Regions from separate parts of the Homo sapiens genome. Here region 2 is linked to region 1. A link is a contact called in ENCODE Hi-C or POLR2A ChIA-PET data. All regions are on one chromosome and are shown on one strand. Each heading gives the region's core, a stretch centred on a gene start or an enhancer-like site at or near the end of the contact. The rest is flanking DNA. Distances are from core to core; before and after follow the strand shown. Region 1 holds the start of NDUFV3 (NADH:ubiquinone oxidoreductase subunit V3). Region 2 holds the start of LINC00205 (long intergenic non-protein coding RNA 205).

The links. Hi-C counts contacts between places; a loop is a spot of excess contacts on that map. ChIA-PET counts read pairs that join two places held with the same protein, here RNA polymerase II (POLR2A). Pooled maps may share reads with other maps.
Region 2: a loop to region 1 is called in a map of CD4-positive, alpha-beta T cell, with 18 times the contacts of the local background. The contact joins the promoter of LINC00205 here to the promoter of NDUFV3 in region 1. A Hi-C loop is called at or near these places in 1 of 168 maps with a recorded cell type or tissue (CD4-positive, alpha-beta T cell) and 6 of 50 pooled maps. POLR2A ChIA-PET finds 5 or more read pairs at or near these places in 1 of 52 experiments (CD8-positive, alpha-beta memory T cell).

The regions. Positions count from the first base shown.
Region 1 is chr21:42,891,329-42,897,932 of GRCh38, reverse strand. NDUFV3 (NADH:ubiquinone oxidoreductase subunit V3) reads right to left here and starts at 4,624. Exons shown (of 4, transcript NM_021075.4): 1 at 4,552-4,624; 2 at 886-1,006. The coding sequence starts at 4,599. It also overlaps a transcript of WDR4 not described here. RefSeq lists silencers at 4,248-4,497, 4,838-5,137.
Region 2 is chr21:45,286,802-45,290,500 of GRCh38, reverse strand. LINC00205 (long intergenic non-protein coding RNA 205) reads right to left here and starts at 2,449. Exons shown (of 3, transcript NR_026943.1): 1 at 2,257-2,449; 2 at 1,063-1,150; 3 at 1-30. It overlaps POFUT2 (protein O-fucosyltransferase 2), which reads left to right and starts at 2,606. Exons shown (of 9, transcript NM_133635.6): 1 at 2,606-2,760. The coding sequence starts at 2,630. RefSeq lists an enhancer at 1,265-1,995 and a silencer at 2,150-2,679.

The sequences.
Region 1 (6,604 bases), core at 3,375-5,874:
AGGCCAAGGCGGGCGGATCACAAGGTCAGGAGATCAAGACCATCCCGGCTAACATGGTGAAACCCCACCTCTACTAAAAATGTAAAAAATTAGCTGGGCATGGTGGTGGGCGCCTGTAGTCCCAGCTACTCAGGAGGCCGAGGCAGGAGAATGGTGTGAACCCAGGAGGCGGAGGTTGTAGTGAGCCGAGATTGCGCCACTGCACTCCAGCAGGGGCAACAGAGCAGGACTCCATCTCAAAAAAAAGAATTAAAGATTTAGGCCGGGCGCAGTGGCTCACGCCTGTAATCCCAACACTTTGGGAGGCCGAGGCGGGTGGATAACAAGGTCAGGAGATTGAGACCATCCTGGCTAACATTGTGAAACCCTGTCTCTACTAAAAATACAAAAAATTAGCCAGACGTGGTGGCACATGCCTGTAGTCCCAGCTAGTCCTGGACTGGGATTAAGCAAAGCCTGGAAAACCACAGATGGGTCTCAAAGAGACTGAAACAAAACAAAACAAAACAAAACAAAACAAAACAAACAACTCAGCATCAGAGGATGGAAAGTAAGGTGGCTTTCTGGCAAGCTCACTGTGCCGGGGCCATCTAAATGCCACAGAGCCTTTACCAAGGCATCACTCACTTCAGGTTGGGGTTTGGCATTTAGAAAATACAGGAAAAACCATTTCAGGGCTAAATATTCAGTCAAAGACTACGACATGACTGAAATGTTTGGTCTAAAATCTGTTATAGATCTTGTGTCTTGTATAATCTGGACACTGCTGAAAAGGAAGAAGCATAAATTACGTAGCTAGTAAAACTCACTGTCGTGCTTCGAAGGCTGACTAATCTATTTTCTTTTTGCATTCTCTTTCCCTTATGACTACCATCAAAATCTTACTTTTTGGTGGACTTTGCTTCTTGGAATTCTGTGGCTGACCCTTTTCACTCTTCCCTGATTCCGCAGACAAAGAAACCGTAGAAGCAAGTCCTCGAAACACCTGGGCTTCCTGGAGCATAGTCTGACAAAAGAATTAATGAATATGGATGTTTAGAGTAATGCCATTATAATAGCTGGTACTATATATGAATATATATATATATTTTTTGAGTCAGGGGTCTCTCTCAGTCGTCCAGGCTGGAGTGCAGTGGCACAATCATGGCTCACTGCAGCCTTCAACTCCTGGGTCCAAGCGATACTCTGACATAGCCAGGACTACAGGCACATACTACCATGCCTGGCTAATATTTTTTATTTTTTATAGAGACGAGATCTGGCTACGTGGCCCAGGTTGGTCTCAAACTCCTGGCTTCCTCAAACTCCTGGCCTCAAGCGATCCTGAAGCCCCGGCCTCCTGAAGTGCTGGGATTGGCCAGGTGCGGTGGCTTACACCTATAATCCCAGCACTTTGGGAGGCTGAGGTGGGCGGATCACTTGAGGTCAGGAGTTCTGAGACCAGCCTGGACAACCCCGTCTCTACTAAAAATACAAAAAAAAGGCCGGGCGCGGTGCGACTGTAATCCTAGCACTTTGGGAGGCCGAGGCGTGTGGATCATGAGGTCAGGAGATCGAGACTATCCTGGCTAACACGGTGAAACCCCGTCTCTACTAAAAATACAAAAAATTAGCCGGGCATGGTGGCGGGTGCCTGTAGTCCCAGCTACTTGGGAGGCTGAGGCAGGAGAATGGCGTGGACCCAGGAGGTGAAGCTTGCAGTGAGCCAAGATCGTGCCACTGCACTCTAGCCTGGGCGACAGAGCAAGACTCTGTCGCAAAAAAAAAAAAAAAAAAAAAAATTTAGCCAGGCACGGTGGTGCATGCCTGTAGTTCCAGGTACTGCAGAGGCTGAGGCAGGAGAATTGCTTAGACTCAGGAGGTGGAGGTTGCAGTGAGCTGAGATCACGCCACTGCACTCCAGCCTGGACAACAGAGTGAGACTGTCTCAGGAAAAAAAAAAAAAAAAGAAAAACAACCAAAGTGCTGGGATTGTGTGCATGTAGGTACCGTGCATATGAATATTACATATTACCACTACATGTAAGTGCAAAACATTCACATGGTATACTTCTAATGGTTATTACAGTTTTCATAATGTATGTATATTATGGACATTTTGTAAAATACAAAAAGGCTGCAAGAAGAAAACACCCGAGTTCAAGGACAATCACTATTAATATTTGGTTTAATAAAACTTCAACCAGACGTTCTCCAGTGCATTTTTTTTGTAGTCTCCAATTATTTATTAACCTACAAAATACCACGTTTCTTCTTTTTTCTTTTCTTTTTTTTTTTTTTGGAGACAGGGTCTCACTCTGACTCCCAGGCTGGAGTGCAGTGGCTCAATCTTGGCTCACTGCAACCTCCGCCTCCTGGGTTCCAGCGATTCTCTTGCCTCAGCCTCCCAAGTAGCTGGAATTACAGGTGTGCACCACCGCACCTGGCTAATGTTTTTGTATTTTGTTTTTTGAGATGGAGTCTTGCTCTGTCACCCTGGCTGGAGCACAGTGGCGCAACCTCGGCTCACTACAATCTCCGCCTCGTGGGTTCAAGCAATTCTCCTGTCTCAGCCACCCAAGTAGCTGGGATTACAGGCATGCATCACCATGCCCGGCCAAGTTTTTGTATTTAGTAGAGACGGGGTTTCACCATGTTGATCAGGTTGGTCTCGAGTTCCTGGCCTCAGGTTATCCACCCACCTTGGCTTCTCAAAGTACTGGCATTACAGGTGTGAGCTACCGCGCTTGGCTCTTCTTGTATTTTTAGTAGAGATGGGGTTTCACCATGTTGGTCTCGAATGCCTGACCTCAAATGATCCACCTGTCTTGGCCTCCCAAAGTACTGGGATTACAGGCATGAGCCACCTGCCAGGCCCTATGTTTCTTTCTGTAAAATGTTTTCTTATCCTTAGAAAATAGAGTAGAAGAAATACTATCTGGCCACTAAAATGATGTAGGTATATAAAAACTGCTTCAAAAGTGTCTACAATATAAATGTGATATTTTATATTATGCCAACTCACTCAGCATATACTCACTAAGGCCTATTAAGTGCTAGACAGTACAATGTTCTAGATGCTGGATACAGAACAGAGGTGCCTGTATGTGCACATATAAACATGAAAACGTGTATGTTCATGATTGTAAGCATGAGTACATGTGCTTATGTGAACATATAAAAGCTGATAGAAATCGTTAGGAACTAGATGCTTGAAGGAGTAATGGTAGACTGTCAATGAATTTCCCTATCTGTACTTTTAAATTATTCTGCAGGCTGAGGCACGAGAGTCGCTTAATCCCAGGGGGCAGAAGTTGCAGGGAGTTGAGATGGTGCCATTGCACTCCAGCCTGGGCCTGGGCAACAGAGTGAGGCTCTGTCTCAAAAAAAAATATATATATATTATATATTATATTATGATATATATTATATATAATATATAAATATATATTATATATTATATAAATATATAAATATATAATATATATTTATATAAACATATTATATATATTATATAATATATATTTATATAATATATTATATATTATATAAATATATAATATATATTTACATATTATATAAATATATATATAATATATATTTATATATAATATATATAATATGTATTTATATATATATATACACACACGCATATATATTCTGCAGGGAATAGTTACTGCTTTTGTAATAACAGCCATTTTAAAATTTGTAAGAGAGTGAAGTGGTCTTAGCCTTATTTTATTTATTTATTTATTCTGTCCCCCAGGCTGGAGTGCAGTGGTATGATCTCGGCTCACTGCAACCTCCGCGTCCCGGGTTCATGGGATCCTCCCACCTCAGCCTCCCGAGTAGCTGGGATTACAGGAATGCACCACCACGCCAGACTAATTTTTTGTATTTTTTAGAGACGGGGTTTCGACATGTTGGCCAGGCTAGTCTCGAACTCCTGAACTCAAGCGATCCGCCTGGCTCGGCCTTCCAAAGTACTGGGATTACAGGCAAAATCCCAAAGTGTCCGCGCCCGGCCTTGGCCTTAGCTTTTTATTTGCCGAAAAGAAAGCCCTTCTTCTCCTTTTCACAGGTCAGGTCATGTCAGCTGGCTTCTCAACGGCTGTCAGTAAGTTACCAAGTTAACCAGGTCCCTGAAAGTTCCCTCATTTCCTCTCTTGGCTAAATGGAGAAGTCACTGTCCTTCAGAGAAGCCGTGCGGGAGCCGCACAGCGGCTGACCCCAGCCGCGCGGCAGCATCACCTGGGAACGTCCACCCGAGTCTGCCGCCCAGGCATGCAGCCCTCGGGAGCGCCCGTCGGCACGGGGCACGCCAGCCTCGGCCTGGGCCTCGGGCAGCGGCGGCGGCGGACCGGCTCGGGGGAACCGCGGGACGCTCGCTGGCCACATCCGGGCCTGGCCCCGTGGCGGTCAGTCCTGGGCCCAGGGAGCGGGGTCAGCGGCCCAACTAGGACGGCTAGAGGTCGCGGACAGGCCCGGACCTGACCAGCACCGCGCCCCCTCACCCCATCCCCTACGTAGGCTCGGGGCCGCGCAGCCAGCCCAGGCTGGCTCCTCCTTTACCTTCAGCGCCCCGGCTCGTCCTTGCCGCAGCAAACACGGGGCAGCCATGGCGGTGACAGCGGGCGCACCAAGCAGGGCCACAGCAGCTGCGCGCGCACCCGCGCCTGAACAGCCGCCCCTTGGGCCGACTGCGCCAATTACAGGCCAGCTGGGGGCGGAGCAGAGGCCGTGGGTCTGCGCGCGCATCCCCAGTAGGGCTAAGTGCCTCCCTTGGGGCCACGCCCCGGATCGGGACCACCAATCACAGGCAGCAGCGTGAGGGACACGTCACCGGCTGGTGCCGATCCCTGTGCCCTGCGGGCGCCTGGGCGCTGTGGCGGGGGCGCGGCGGAGACCTGCGGGGGCTGCTGGGCACCCCTCTCAGGCGTCTGCGCTGGGCCGGCTTGCATGTCCACCCGAACGCTTCGCACTTCTTTGCCCTTGTCCTCGCAGCCTTAAATCTGCGACCTTCCCTGGGGGCACAGTCTGGTCCTACTTGATTGATAGTTCTGTGTTTTGAGAGGTTTTAAAGCTCTTCAGCTCGGGACCTCGGCGCCCACACCACGCGCCCAGCTCCCTCACCCTCTGTCGGCAACGCGGCCACCACTGCTCACTGCCCCTCCTGCATGGCCCCTGCCAACGCTAATACCAGAGTTAGGCCGATTGGAAATGGAAGCTTTGTTTCACCTAAATGTTTATTTAGCAAAGAGTTCGTCCCCAACGTTAGTCGTAATTGTGGAGTCGGTGTAATTAGTTATTAGCTTCTTTCTCTGCCTCTTCTCTGCCTTCCGCCGCGTGCCCAGAGCCCCATTCGCATTTCATCGGAGATGGACGTGCCACCTTCAGCTTCCACAGGGGAAGAGGCCCTGCCACAGTCATTTAAATGGATTGTGTAGGGATTCCTGACACAGCTAGCGATTCATTGAGGTGGCAAGATAAACTGGCGGAATGAGGCCTTTATCAAAGGCCTTTATCAAAGAGGAGTCTGCTATCAAGTAAATGCAAGGGCATCTGCCACCATCCACCCTGGGAGGCAAAAAGAATAACCTTAGATCTTAGGATAATCATGAGAAGGGATCCTTTGTCCCTAAAGGGAGAAAAAAAAATGCCAAAAGATTTTTTTTTTGTTTAAATTTTTTTTTTTTTTTTGAGACGGAGTCTTGCTCTGTAGCCCAGGCTGGCGTGCAGTGGCGCCATCTTGGCTCATTGCAAGCTCCGCCTCCCGGGTTCACGCCATTCTCTTGCCTCAGCCTCCCGAGTAGCTGGGACTACAGGCACCCGCCACCACGCCCGGCTAAATTTTTGTAATTTTTAGTAGAGACAGGGTTTCACCGTGTTAGCCAGGATGGTCTCCATCTCCTGACCTCGTGATCCACCCGTCTCGGCCTCCCAAAGCCCTGGGATTACAGGTGTGAGCCACTGTGCCTGGCCTAAATTTTTTTTTTTGAGACAGAGTCTTGCTCTGTTGCCCAGGCTGGAGTACAGTGGCACAATCTAGGCTCACTGCAAGCTCCACTTCCTAGGTTCAAGCGATTCTCCTCCCTCAGCCTCCTGAGTAGCTGGGACAACAGGCATGAGCCACCACGCCCGGCTAATTTTTGTATTTTTAGTAGCGACGGGGTTTCACCATGTTGGCCAGACTGGTCTCGAACTCCTGACCTCAAATGATCGCCCGCCTCGGCCTCCCAAAGTGCTGGGGTTACAGGCGTGAGCCACTACACCCGGCCAGATTTTTTTTTTCTTCACCACTAGGCTCATTCTGTTGTGTCCAGGGAAAAGGTCATGCTCGCCTTTGTGAGGTGTGCTTAATAATTCACAGCTTAGTAACAAATTTGGGGATCCTGATCTGGAATTGGAAGATCCACGTCACCCTCCTTCATGGACCTGGAGCTCCCCACTTCCACACCACCACCAGCGGGCACATGCGGCAGATGTTGACATCTTGCTGGAGTTGCAACACTCAAGAAGAAACAAAAAGAAAAGACCTCCTCTGGCGTGGTCACCGGCCAGGTTGGTAAAGGTGGGGTACCTATGGTTGAGGGGGCATGAACCATCTTGATTTTTTTTTTTTTTT
Region 2 (3,699 bases), core at 1,200-3,699, 2.4 Mb before region 1:
AGAGGCCATTTCTTTTACTGTCTCCTGTCTCTGAAGAGAAGGATGAAGTAAAAGTTGAAAAACAACAGGAATGAAGTCAGCAGCAAGACCAGCCGGTGCCACCGATGACCAGGCCTGAGGTTAAAAGATTACCCCCCCTCCCACTCTAACCACATGTGATCTCAATCTATCACGACCCTTTCACGTGGACCCCTTAGAGGTGTAAGCCCTTAAAAGGGCCAGGAACTCTGTTTTCGGGGAGCTCGGTTCTTGAGACGCGAGTCTGCCGAAGCTCCCGGCCGAATAAAGCCAAATCCTTCCTTAACCTGGTGTCTGAGGGGTTTTGTCCGCAGCTCGTCCTGCTACATGACCTGCCTGTCTATCCTCTTACCCACGGCAACCTGCCTTGATTCCTGCAGCTTTAAAATAACCCTATCAGGGTTACAGTATTTTAATTTCTGCTTCACATAGTGTAAATCAAAAATAAAACTCTAAGCTTCCCCAACCCACTGAATGGATCCCTCATCTCCACCAGGGGGATTCTGAAGAACCTGAAAAATGAGCTCAGGCCAGGAAGGGACGGGGATTGGACATGGCTCATTATACCCACCTCCCTTTGGAGTTCAGGTGCAGCTGACCAGACTGACAGCAGACTCCATAGCAGCAAGACACCAAGTTCCAATCTGACGCTGGTATAGCATCACGTGACAACAGGCCCTCAAAGTATCAATGTATTTTACCCCAAAATATATCTCTTTGACAAATTTTGAAATGGCCCCGCAAAGCGGTGTCTTGTGGGGAAATTCATATTCTGTAGACTCCCCTTCCCTTTCCAGCTCTTTTTCTGATCCTGAGGAGACTGGCTGAGAGTCTAGTGCCTTTTGAAGGTCTGAATAGGAAACATTTGCCATGTATTGCCTCTGAGGGCGGACACCTATGAGATTTCATCCACATAATAAGGACCTCGGTCTCCACAGCCCCTTCTCTTAACCCAGACACTCCTTTCTATTGATTCCAAGCCTTCAGATAGTAACTTCTTTCAACCAACTGCCAATCAGAAACATCTTTGAATCCACCTATTACCTGGAGGCCTTTCCACTTGGAGTCGTCCTGACTTTCTGGATCAATCCAATGCACACCTCACATGTACTGACTGATGTCTTATGTCTCCCTGAAATGAATAAAACCAAGCAGTAAAACAACCGCCTTGGGCCAAGTTCTCAGGACGTCCTGAGGCTGTGTCATGGGTCATATTTGGCTCAGAATAAATCTCTTCAAGTATTTTACAAAGTTTGGCTTTTTTTGTAAACAATAGGCAGATATAAATTCCATTTGCTAATTTTTTTAAATGCTGTGTCTTGGTTCATGAAAGACATTGGTCTGTGGTTCTACTGTCTGGTGATGTCTGACTTTGCTATCAAGGCAATGCTGGCCCATACATCGAGCAGGGAAGTGCCCCTCCTCGTCCATCGTCTGAGTGGCTGGATTCCTATTATTTCTTCTCTAAGTAGGATTCACCAGCTTGGCCCTCTGGGCCTGGAATTTTCTGTGTGAGAAAATTTGATAACAAATTGATCTCAAATTTAACAGATAATAAGCATTAGTATTTTCTTTTTTGGTAACTGGCATCCTTCAAGAAATTCGTCCAATTATACCGTTTTGGGGGCTGCCTGCACTAGAGTCAGCGTGGCGTCCCCTCAGAAGGCCGGGTTTGCCAGCGCCGCGCCCCAAGCCAGGTCGGTCGGCCAGTGCTGGTGCCCTCGGGGAACAGCGGGAGCTGCCTGGAGGCTGCGGGGAGCGGCGGCGGCGGGCACGCACCTGGCTCCCGAAACCAGACCTTTAATAACGCCTCGCAGAAGGGGCGGGGTGGGAGGTTGGCAGCGCAGGGGCGGCAGCCCCGGATCCCCCCAGGTCTCCAGATCACCCCATCGAGCCCCGCGCCCTAGCAGCACAGTCCCTCCAGGGCTCCTTGGAGGGCCAGGCCTCAGCCCGGGTGCCCCCTCGCCGGGGCTCCAGGGTTGGGGGCACCCAGGAGGCCGCAGGTGTGGAGCTCGACGGCGCCCCCCGACTAGAAACCCAGGCTCTCATGCGCGGCTCCCGCCCCGACCCCAGCTCCAGAGGGGCGAGAGCACCCGGCGCCGACCCCGTCTACGGACCCCCTCCTCCGCCCCGCCCCCGCCGTCCAGCCCTCCCGCCCCTACCAGCCCCGGGCCTCCTCCCCACGGACCCGCCCCGCGCCACCAGCCGTCAGCCCTCCCGGCCCCCAGTCTCGCGTACCCTCCCCACTGGCCTGCAGGGTCCACCGACTTCCCGACCCCGGGACCTCCCGACCCCCGGACCTCCCGGCCTCGCGGACCCTCAGGAGCCCCTGCGTGGGCTGCGCCAGGGCGCCCGCGACAGCACCGCCGCGAACCACAGCCACGGCCTCCGGGTCTGCAATGGAACCTCTAGCCGCTGCGGTCAGGAGGGCGGAGACTCTGCGCACGCGCAGTTCCCCCTCCCGCCCCTGCTTGCCGGTGATGGCGCATAACGCATGCGCGGGGAGGGCGGAGCTGGGCGTTGCCGTGGCTACTGGGAACGCATTTCACGGGGGCGGGGCGTGGTTCCGGGGCGGGGCGCGGCCGCCGGAAGTGCGTGGCCGCCCGGGGCCATGGCGACACTCAGCTTCGTCTTCCTGCTGCTGGGGGCAGTGTCCTGGCCTCCGGCTTCTGCCTCCGGCCAGGAGTTCTGGCCCGGACAATCGGCGGCCGATATTCTGTCGGGGGCGGCTTCCCGCAGACGGTAAACGCGCGTCCACGGTGCCAACGCTGGGGTTCCAGGACCGGGCAGGGTCAGAGGATGGGATGGGGGCGGGGCGGGGTCAGGGGCCAGGGAGATGGGATGGGGTCAGGGGCAGGCCCACGGGATGGAGGGTGGTCCGGGGCCAGGGAGATGGAATGGAGCGGAGTTATGGGGCAGGGGCCAGGGGGATGGGATGGAGCGGGGTCAGGGGGCAGGGGTCAGGGGAATGGGATGGGGTCAGGGTTCTGGGGCAAGGAATGTGGCGGAGTAAGGGGCCAGGGTGATGGTATAGGGGCAGGGGGCAGGGGCCAGGAGGGATGGGATGGGGGCGGGGCAGGGATCAGGGCGATGGGATGGGATGGGGGCGGGGCAGGGGCCAGGGTGATGGGATGGGATGGGGGCGGGGCAGGGGCTAGGGCCAGGAGGGGTGGGATGGGATGGGGGCAGGAACGGGGGCCCGAGGGATGGGATGGGGGCGGGGCGGGAGCCGGGGCCAAGAAGGATGGGACGGGGACGGGACAGGGGCAGGGGCAGGGGCAGGGGCCGGGGCCGGGCTGGAGTCTGGGGGATGGGATGGGGCGGGGGCTGGGGGCAGGGTCGGGCCAGCGGGTTGGCTGTAGTCGAGGCTGCGTCACTGCGGCCCGGGTCTGCAGGCGGGGTCGTCTGCGAGGCCCGGGGCGCAGCCTCGGGAGCCCAGGAAGGGGGCCGGGTTGCTCAGGCTGAGCGTGGGCTGGCTCCGGAGGCCCCTGCAAGTGACACGGGTCCAGGCCTGGGTGTGCGGAGCCGGGAGTCAGTGCCGGGCGGGCGCTCCGCAGTGAATTCTCAGGGCCAAGACGAGCTTCGCGGCCGCCCTGTGGCTGTGGGATCTCCAAGCGGACCCCGGGAGGGGCCTGGACGCAGAGGTGTGCACGGCCCCTCGTGGCGTTCGCAGGCCTGGGC